2 separate regions of the Homo sapiens genome follow, and region 1 is linked to region 2. Evidence: chromatin loops called from intact Hi-C (ENCODE). Cell type or tissue: A673. All regions are shown on one strand. Links, peaks and the distances in the headings refer to the core of each region. The heading gives the core; the rest is flanking DNA.

Region 1 (5,405 bases), core at 207-5,206, 140 kb before region 2:
GAAGCTGCACTGGTTGGTACACACTGCAGCAAACAAGGAAAACAAGTAGATAAAAAGTCCAACATCAAAAAGAAAAAAAAACCATAGAAACAATTGAAGAGAGAATGGCTAAAGGACATGAAAAGACAGTTCATACAAAGGGAAATTCAATGCTGTTCTCGCTGAGGCTGGAGTCCAATGATGCGATCTCAGCTCACTGCAACTTCCGTCTCCTGGGTTCAAGAGATTCTCCTGCCTCACTCTCCTGAGTAGCTGGGGTTACAGGCGCCCACCATCATGCCCGGCTAATTTTTGTATTTTTAGTAGAGACCGGGTTTCATCATGTTGGCCAGACTGGTCTTGAACTCCTGACCTCAGGTGATCTGCCCACCTCGGCCTCCCAAAGTGCCGGGATAATGGGCATGAGCCACTGTACCTGGCCTCAAATGGCTCTTAAACCTGTGAGAAGATATTTGGGTTCCTAAAAGAGAAATGCAATTCTTCACTGAGATAGTAGTTTTTATCCTATAATAGCAAAACATTGGCACATGGTAATGCTTGGGATGACATTCTAGGTTCAAAAGAGAGCAGAGAAACAGACACTCTGAGGTAGCCTTTATGGAGAGTAATTTGGCCAGATCTCAAAATTTAACACACACATGCACTGACCAAATAATCACACTTCTAGGAAATATCCCCCATGTACCTACTGCAGGGATTTTCAATGCAGCCCTATTTATCAGAACGACTAGAAACAACCCAAATGCCTACTGGGAACAGCCAGTTAAACACGATTACAATGATAGCCTATGCAGTCAGCAAAAAAAGAATGAGGTGACCCCATAAATATGGTAGGAATTACCTCCAAATTACACTGTTAAGAGACAAAAGCAGAAGGGTATCTACCATCTTGTGCTTTCAGCTGTGTGATGCATAGAATTCATACACAATATGAATGCATATATGTACACACACGTGCACATCTGTTTCTGCATATGTGTATGGGTATATGAGGAAGCAAGTTTGCAAGCATTCTTTGCGCATACAAACGTGTATCTCTCTGGAAGGACATATTTTGAGAAACTGGTAACCGTAATTTCTTTTTGTCATTTTTTTAAAAGACAAAGTCTCACTGTGGCACCTGGGCTGGAGTGCAGTGGCATGCTCATAGCTCACTGCAGCCTCTGAACTCCTGGGCTCAAGTGATCCTCCCACCTCAACTTCTGGAGTAGCTGAGACTAAAGTGCACGCCATCGTACCTAATTTTTAAATTTTTTTGTAAAGATGAGGTCTTGCTTTGCAGACCAGGCTGGTCTTGAACTGCTGCCCACAAGCTATCCTCCTGCCTTGGCCTCCCAGAGTGCCGGGATTACAGGTGTGAGCCACCGTGCCCAGACCAGCAGTATTTTTTTTGGAAAGGAAACTGCATGACTGAGGGACAGGAGAGGCAGGAAGGAAAACTTCATTTTCATTCTGGACCCTTTTCTAATTGGATCATTTACATGTATTACTGTTTTAAAGCAATGTTTGTGATTCCTCTCCTTCCCTCTATTGGCATATATATATATATATATATGGCGAATATGGAGAGGAGCAAGGTGGCCAAATAGAAGCTCGCACGAATTGTAATTCCCATAGGAACATCAAATTTAACAACTATCTACAAACAAAAAAGCACCTTTATAAAAACCAAAAAATCAGGCACTCACAGTACCTGGTTTTAACTTTATATTGCTGAAAAAGGACTGAAGAGGGTAGGAAAAATAGTCTTGAATTGCCAATGCCACCCCTCCCCCAGCCCCAGCACCAGATGTGTGGCATGGAGAGAAAATCTGTACGCTTGGGAGAGGGACAGTGCAGCGATTGTGAGGCTTTGCACTGAACTCAGTGCTGCCCTGTTACAGACAGTAGAAAGCAAAAGCAGGCTGAACTCAGCTGATGCCAGACCATAGAGGGAGCATTTAGACCAGCCCTAGCCAGAGGGGAATCTCCTGTACCTTGGTCAGAACTTGAATTCTGGCAAACCTCGTCACCGAGGGCCAAAGTGCCCTGGGGCTCTAAATAAAATTGAAAGGCAGTGTAGGCCCCATGAACTACAACTCTTAGGCAAGTCCTAGTGCTGAGCTGGACTTGGAGCCAGTTGACTTAGCAGGCACATGACCTACTGAGACACCAGCCAGAGCAGCTAGTGGAATGCTTGCTCGGCCCCTCCCCGCCAACCTCACTGCTCCAAAAGAGACCTCTTCCTTCTGCTTGAGGAGATGAGAGGGAGGAGTAAAGAGAACTTTGTCTTGCATCTTGGATACCAGCTCAGCCACAGTAGGATAGGGCACCAGGCAGGGTCATGAGGCTGTTTCAGGCCCTAGTTCCCAGACAACATTTCTAGACAATCCTGGATCAGAAGGGAGCCTGCTGCCTTGCAGGGCAAGGACCCAGCTCTGGCAGGATCCATCACCTGCTGATGAAAGAGCCCTTGAGCCCTGAATAAACAGTAGTGATACCCAGTTAATATCCAAGGCTGTGGGCCTTAATTGAGGCTAAGATATTCTGGCTTTAGTTGTGACCCAGCACATTCCCAGCTGTGGTGGCCATGGTGAGAGATTCCTTCCGCTTGAGAAAAGCAGAAGGAAAATTAAAGGGTGCTTTGTCTTGCTCTTGATCTTTCTCTTTCTTTCTTTCTTTCTTTCTTTCTTTCTTTCTTTCTTTCCTTCCTTCCTTCCTTCCTTCCTTCCTTCCTTCCTTCCTTCCTTCTTTCTTTCTTTCTTTCTTTCTCTTTCTTTCTTTCTTTTTTCTTTCTCTCTCTCTCTCTTTCTTTCTTTTCAGAGATAGAGTCTTGCTATTTTGCCCAGGCTGGAGTGCAATGGTGTCATCTCAGCTCACTGCAACCTGTGCCTCCTGGGTTCAAGCAATTCTCATGCCTCAGCCTCCTGAGTAGCTGGGATTACAGGCATGTACCACCATGCCCAGCTAATTTTTAAAAATTTTTTATTTTATTTTATTTTATTTTATTTTATTTGAGATGGTTTCTCACTCTGTCACCCAGGATGGAGTGCAGTGGTGCGATCTCAGCTCACTGCAACCTCCACCTACCGGGTTCAAGCAATTCTCCTGCCTCAGCCTCCCGAGTAGCTGGGATTAGAGGTGTGTGCCACCATGCTTGGCTAATTTTGTATTTTTAGTAGAGATGGGGTTGCACCATGTTGGTCAGGCCAGTCTTGAACTCCTGACCTCAAGTGTTCCACCCACCTTGACCTCCCAACATGCTGGGATTACAGGAGTGAGCCACCGCGCCCGGCCTAATTTTTTTTATTTTTAGTAGAGACAGGGTTTCGCCATGTTGGCCAGGCTGGTCTCTAACTCCTGGCCTCAAGTGATCTGCCCGCCTCAGCCTCCCAAAGTGCTGGGATTACAGGCATGAGACACTGCGCCCAGCCTGCCTTGCACTTGCTACCACCTTGGCCACAGTGGGGTAAAGCAACAAATAGAGACCCCTCTTGGGGTCCCTGAGTCTAGGCCTTAGGTTCTTGGATGACATCTCTGGACTTGCTTTTTGCCAGAGGGGAGCTCACTGCCCTGAAGGGTGACTGAAAGGATTTACCACAAGCTGACTGAAGAGGCCATAGGCCTTTACCGAACATCAGCAGTAACCTGGCAGCACTCCTCATAGGCCTGTGGTGGTGGTGGACATGGGGAGAGGCCCCTGAGCCTGTGGAAAGGGCAGAATAGTGGAAAGGACTGGCTAATGGTTTGAGTGCCAGCTCAGCCACAGTAGAATAGATAGGACACCAAGCAGATTTCTAAGGTTTTGGACTCCAGTCCATGGCTCCCAGATGGCATCTCTGGATCTGGCTGCAGCCTGGGGGAACTCACTGGCTTGAAGCTAGCCTGGCTGGCTTCACAACAGGGCATTGAGGGAACATAGGCAGCCAGATCATGGTTACAGTGGGCCATGGCGAGACCCAGTGTGGTGCCAGCTTCATGTCTGACCCAGTACATTCTCAGTGGTGATGGCCATATTGGTGCTTGTATCTCCACCCCCCTAGCTCTGGGTGGCCCAGAACAGAGGGAGAGAGAGAAGGAGAAAGGGAGAGGAGGGAGGGGGGAAGGGGGAGAGAGAAAGAGCAAAAAAAGAGAGAGAGAGAGATTGATTCTGTTTGGGAGAAAGTAAGCAACAAGAACAAGAGTGTGGGCTTGATAATCCAGATAATTCTTCCAGATAGTCTGCAAGAAATGCAGCGTTATTGAGCTTGGGATGCCCCCTAATGCAGATATGGGTTCAATCATAATATCCAAGTTCTTTTGAATACCTGGAAATCCTTCCCAAGAAGGATGGGTATAAACAAGCCCAGACTGTGAGAGCTACAATAAATATCTAACTCTTCAATGCCCAGACATTGATGAACATCCACAAGCATCAAGAACATCCAGGAAAACATGACTTCACCAAACAAACTAAATAAGACACCAGGGGCCAAACCTGCAGAAACAAAACTATATGACCTTTCAGACAGAAAATTCAAAATTGCCATTTTGAGGAAACTCAAAGAAATTCAAGATAGCACAGAGAAGACATTCAGAACTCTATCAGATAAACTTAACAAAGAGGAAACTCAAAGAAATTCAAGACAACACAGAAAAAGTTTAGAATTCTATCAGATAAATGTAACAGAGATTGAAATAATTAAAAAGAGTCAAGCTGAAATTCCGGAGTTGAAAAATGCAACCGACATACTGAAGAATGCATCAGAGACTTTTAATACCAGGATTGAATAAGTGGAACAAAGAATTAGTGAGCTGGAAGGTAAGCTATTGGAAAATATGGTCAGAGGAGACAGAAGAAAAAAGAATAAAAAAGAAAGAAGTACACCTACAAGATCTAGAAAATAGACTTAAAAAAGCAAATCTAAGAGTTATTGGCATTAAAGTGGAGGTAGAGAAAGAGACAGGGGTAGAAAGTTTATTCAAAGGATAATAACAGAGAACTTCCCAAACCTAGAGGAAGATATCAATATCCAAGAACAAGAAGGTTGTAGAACACCAAGCAGATTAACCCAAAGAAGACTACCTCAGGCATTTAGTAATCAAATTCCTAAAAGTCAAGGATAAAAGGAAGGATCCTAAAAGCAGCAAAAGAAAAGAAACAAATAAAATACAATGGCACTCCAATACGTCTGGCAGCAGACTTTTCAGTGGAAACCTTATAGGCCAGGAGAGAGTGGCATGACATATTTAAAGTGCTGAAGGAAAATATATTCAAGCATAAAGGAGAAATGAAGACCTTCCCAGACAAACAAAAGCTGAGGGATTTCATCAACACTAGACCTGTCCTACAGGAAATGCTAAACAGAGTACATTAATCAGAAAGTAAACGATGTTAGTGAGCAATAAGAAATCACCTGAAGGCACAAAACTCACTGGTAACAGTT
Region 2 (5,405 bases), core at 312-5,311:
TAATTAATTACCTGTGAGGGCTGGAGAGATGAAAATTCTAGAGATAAAGGATTTTAAAAAGTATTCCCTGGAAGACATTTTCTATTTTTAAATTCATGAGCTATGTGAATATGTTAACGATTGAGAAAGAAAAATCCCCAGCTATCTAGGCAGACTTCCCAAAGAGGCACCTTTGACTTTGGAATCATTTAGCTGTAGTTTTCTGCCCTGAAAGCCTCTTTTGTTATCCCCGGTCCATCCTGCAGGTGTGGTTGATAACAGATGTCAAAGAATAGGTGAAATTTTATGAGGTTAAGTGCAAATAATGAATATGACCCTCTTTGCGGTTCTTCCTCAATCTTCTATTCAAACATAAACTCAGTTCATGAAGAATGAAGTTTGTGGCATTGCTCAAGAAAGGCAGGATTCAATAAAATCTTTTTAGGGCCAAATGGAATTTTTTCAACTTTAATGATTTTTTCTTTAATTATGTTAAAGGAAGCTCCAGAATCTCTTTTAAAAAAGTATTTGTAGCCTGGGCAACATGGCAAAACCCCATCTCTACAAAGAATATAAAATATTATCCAGCAGTGGTAGCATGCACCTGTAGTCCCAGTTACCCAGGAGGCTGAGGTGGGAGGATCATCTGAGCCCAGGAGGTCAAGGCTGCAGTGAGCCACTGCACTCCAGTCTGGGCGAGAGCGTGAGACCTATCTCAAAAAAGAAATCAAACTATTTTTTGTATCGTTTTGCTGATTACAATGGTAAAATATGTTTGTTGTAGAAACTTTGGAATACATAAAAATTAAAGAGGACTAGTTCGTTAATACATAAGTCATAGTTTAACAGGGTCTAAGTTAGCCTTCCATACTTTGCCCATTTACAAAGTAAGGCATAAATTTCAATTCTTTTGTAATGTGATGGTTTATGTTTTCTTTAGATAGGATGTGATGTACCAAGCTGAGTGTTGGGAGGAACTACAGCCTCTCTTTTGAAATGGAAGATCCTCGGCCCAAGCTATAAACATGTTAGTCCAAAATTCATCTGGAATTTTGTTGTTTGGGATGCAAAACACAATATTCCCATAGAAACAATATAAAAATTATGGCTAGATTCTAAGGCAAGGCAACAGATGTCCATGGAATCCAGCGACTCAGAGCACCAACTGTCCAACTGTGCTTCATTTTCACAGAAAAAGGGAGGCTAGAACATGTCTTTACCTCAAAAAAAGCAAAAACAAAGTTTATGCAAAAAGTATTTTGTTATACTGATATGATAAATATTTAATGAGACAAATTTTTATCAATTATTTACCTAAAGTGACTTTATTTCTTATTTACTCCATTACTAGCAGGTTTATAAGCTTTTCCTCTCGCCTTTATTCACAATTTCTATTCTGCCTTTACTATTTTTAATGGTTTCCCCATTCCCCAGTTAACTCCTTGGCAAAGACAGAGGATGAGTGAAAAGCTTGTGGCCTGTAGACTAGATATCAGAATTGATCCACAGGAAAGAACCTCTTTTCAGAAGCCATCTTTACCTTGGGGTTTGATAAAGAACATAAAAGCCTCAATTGGTGCTATTTAATATTTGTTCCGAGACCGGTATTTGCATTTAGGGTGAAATGACTTGATGCACATTGTTTACAGCTAACTCTGAAGTTCAGGGGAAGGGGAATAATCCACTGAGTCAGAAGGCAAATATACCAGACTGATCATGAGTAAAACAAAGCCCTGGTGATCAGCTCTTCCTCTTATTCACTATCTGTATCTAGTGAAAATGGTCGCATATTTTCAAGTGGATTTTTAAAAGCTATTCTCAATGCTTTTAAAGGTTTTACAACCTCAGGGGAACAATGCATGCAATTGAACCACACAATAAACAGTAAACACCAATTGCCCCCCACAATGAAAAGCTAATGGTCTTTGAGAATACTCTACAACAGAATCCACTTAGCAGCTACTAGTCTCCTGCTAATGGTCAATTCACTTTCGGCAATAAGAACCCAGGCAAACGGCCTCATAAATTTTAAAGAACAAAGGGTACAATAAATGGACTGCAAATCGCCGCATTCTCTGTAAGCAGCACTCTAAGGAGTGAAATTTCCAATTGCTAATGGCCAGTATATTGGACAAGTGGAGATTTTCCTACTGAGGGACCAGAGAAGATGACAAAATATAATGGTTTTCACAAAGAGGACTAGAAGCTGGGGAAATTAAGTCCTTGGGTCTGTAGCACAGTTTGAGCTGTGAAAGTCGTTATGACCAGAAGATTGTCTAGCCTTCTCTGCGGTAGCCTGGGAAGCTGCTATCAGATTGCTTGCTGTTTGCTTTAATAGTGTATCGAGACCAGAAGCACACACACTGCTAGAACCAAAAATCCTGGATAGATTTAACAAAATCCACCAACCTTTCAGGGAGGATACATAAAAACATCCTTTTTTGCATTTTGATCTTGTGGGTACTTCAGAAATGCCATTTGATTCATGATGGTAAGTAGCCTAAACGAATGCAATGATATGTGAATTGATTAAATTCTGTATCAAAAGGGATCTCTAAGAAAGGAATAATAAGAACAGGAAAGTGGAAATATTGTGGAAACATTTTTGCAATAGACTGAATACGTTTTCCCAAAATTCTTTCCTGCCTGCCTGCCTGCCTGCCTGCCTGCCTTCCTTCCTTCCTTCCTTCCTTCCTTCCTTCCTTCCTTCCTTCCTTCCTTCCTTCCTTCCTGTCAGGCCTCTGAGCCCAAGCTAAGCCATCATATCCCCTGTGACCTGCACATACACATCCAGATAGCCGGTTCCTGCCTTAACTGATGACATTCCACCACAAAAGAAGTGAAAATGGCCTGTTCCTGCCTTAACTGATGACATTATCTTGTGAAAGTCCTTCTCCTGGCTCATCCTGGCTCAAAAGCTCCCCTACTGAGCACCTTGTGACCCCCACCCCTGCCCGCCAGAGAACAACCCCCTTTGACTGTAATTTTCCTTTACCTACCCAAATCCTATAAAATGGCCCCACCCCTATCTCCCTTCGCGGACTCAGCCCACCTGCACCCAGGTGAAATAAACAGCCTTGTTGCTCACACGAAGCCTGTTTGGTGGTCTCTTCACACGGACGTGCATGAAACTTCCTTCCTTCCTTCTTTCTTTCTTTCTTTTTTTGACAGTGTCTCACTCTATTGCCCAGGCCGGAGTGCAGTGGCATGACCTTGGCTCACTGCAACCTCTGCCTCCTGAGTTCAAGCAATTCTCATGCCTCAGCCTTCCTAGTAGCTGGGATTACAGGCACCTGCCACCGTGCCCAGCTAATTTTGTATTTTTAGTAGAGATGGGGTTTTACCATGTTGGCCAGGCTGCTCTCAAACTCCTGATCTCAGGCGATCCGCTTGCCTCAGCCTCCCAAAGTGCTGGGATTACAGACCACCATGGCCAGCCTGCCCCCAAATTCATATGTTGAAATCCTTCCCCCTAAGGTGATAAGATTAGGAGATGGGGCCTTTGGGAGGTGATTAGTTCATGAGGGTAGACCCCTCATGAATAGTATTAGTGCCCTTATTATAAAAGGGATCCCAGAGAACTCTCTTGCTTTCTCTCTACCATATGAAGATATAATGAAAAGACTGCAGTCTGTTACCCAGAAGAGCACTCATCAGAACCCAGTCACGCTGGCACCTTGATGTTGAACTTCCAGACTCCAAAACTATGAGAAATAAATGTCTGCTGTTTATCAACCACCCTGTTTATAGTACTTTGTTATAGTAGCCTGAATTGACTAAGACAATTATGGAGCTTGAAAGAACTGTGAGCTCCTCTTATGGTCAAAGGAGCTGAAACTTAGGCTTTGTCCTGAAATTTCCCTCTTTTTTTCCCCCTGAATCATTAATTATTAATTTTCCCTTTCTTTGATCCTCGGTTAAAAAAAAATCCTCTCTTAACCCTATATTCTGCTCCAGCTGTGTCTCATTTTTCTGTTGTCCTTTATATCAAAACTCTCCCCAAAGACTTGTTATGCTTTGTCTTGACTTCCTCTCCTTTTATCTCTCTTGAACCTGCTTCACTCAGACATCTGACCCAAAACTCCACCAAAATCGCCCTTGTCAAATCCACTAGGCAATCTTCAGTCTTCATTTTATTGGCAAGTCAAGAGCATTTCAACCATTGGATCACTGCCTGTTTCCTGAACTGCTTTCTTCACTTGGCTTTCATGATAGCTAATACAGAGTCCAGGTAGATGGCAAGTGCTTTGGTTTGAAAGTATCCCCTGGAAGATGGAGTGTTGCAAACTTCATTGCCACTGTGGTAATGTTAAAAGGTGGGGCTTTCTCGAGGTGATTGGGTCATGAGGGTGGAGCCCTCATGGTGGATTAATGCCATTATTGTGGGTGTTTGGCCCCCTTTTCCTTTCTGTCTCTCTCACACTCTTCCTCTCTCACTCTCACCCTTTCTCACCCTTCCATCTTCTGCCCTGCCAAGGGACGACTCTTCAGATGCCAGTACCACAGTCTTGGACTTACCAGCTTCCAAAACTGTGAGACACAAATTTCTTTTAAAAGTAAATTACCCAGTCTTGAGTATTCTAAGACAACCACTAATGACTCCTGCTTCCTTTTCCATTAAGAAGAGCTCTTTTTGGGGTATAGCAGCAATAGGTCTTGCATTTCCCAAACCTGTTTCTCCCTAGGTAGGGGTAACAGAATTTGAAGTGAGGTGGTTAAGAAGTGTCTTCTTTACTCTTCCCCATCTGGCTCCAAGTGGATGCCCAGGGTGACTTTGGAAGCCTCTGTTAGCCTGGGTACCTGAATAACTGTGTGGAGCAGAGCCCCTTGTGGTGTGTCAGATGAACTTCAGATGTACAGCACAGCATCAGTTTCTCCTGCTCATTGATGAGCATCTGCTTCAGTCTTCCTTATTGGCAAACCAGCTGTCTTTGCTTCTCAGTCCACATAGTAGGCAGCCTACAAGGTAGCTAACTGTAGCACCTGGGGTCACATGTTTCAGCCCCAAAACATTTAATGACTGACTGAATTCCTAATTCTCAGAAAAGAATCTGCTTGGTCCACATAAGTTCAGGTGTCTACCTCTGGTCCAACCAGCTATGACCAGGGAGATGTCCCTGAAATATCATCTTGGTGGTTGGAGATCTGCTCTGTGACCTTGTGCATCAGAACATGGGGAGAGGTTTCAGGAGAGTTTCTGTGTGAGTGGGAAAACTATTAAGTGCCTACTCTACATCCCAATATTTCACTGTTTTTCCCTTTCTCTAGCCCCATCTCCCATCCCTCCACGCTCCACCCCATCCACTCTAAATACTCTTTTACTTTCTTGAATCCTCTTGGTATGTCCTGCAACTCCAGTAGTCTTCTCTGGTCAAGTTTGCATATTTTCCTATATTCAGTGCCTCAGAGTCAGATCTTGGAATCCT

What was found. Hi-C counts contacts between places; a loop is a spot of excess contacts. Peaks named below come from ENCODE experiments on the same cell type or tissue, not always from the same donor. Only the 100,000 strongest peaks of a DNase experiment are listed, where the experiment ranks them.
Region 1: it touches region 2 in a loop (7-fold over the local background); 5 of 110 quality-filtered maps call a loop at or near these places.

The regions. Positions count from the first base shown.
Region 1 is chr18:57,710,514-57,715,918 of GRCh38, forward strand. All of the region lies in intron 2 of ATP8B1 (ATPase phospholipid transporting 8B1), which reads right to left. Among named protein-coding and RNA genes, the nearest start is that of ATP8B1-AS1, 83 kb to the left of the region's middle. RefSeq lists an enhancer at 2,642-3,144. In A673, for the core only: no CTCF peak of the experiment used is centred there; a DNase peak (open chromatin) is centred at 2,538; H3K27ac peaks cover 2,848 bases.
Region 2 is chr18:57,854,662-57,860,066 of GRCh38, forward strand. No RefSeq gene overlaps it. Among named protein-coding and RNA genes, the nearest start is that of ATP8B1, 54 kb to the left of the region's middle. RefSeq lists an enhancer at 1,593-2,150. In A673, for the core only: a CTCF peak has its summit at 4,815; DNase peaks (open chromatin) are centred at 2,420 and 4,790; H3K4me3 peaks cover 579 bases; H3K27ac peaks cover 4,389 bases.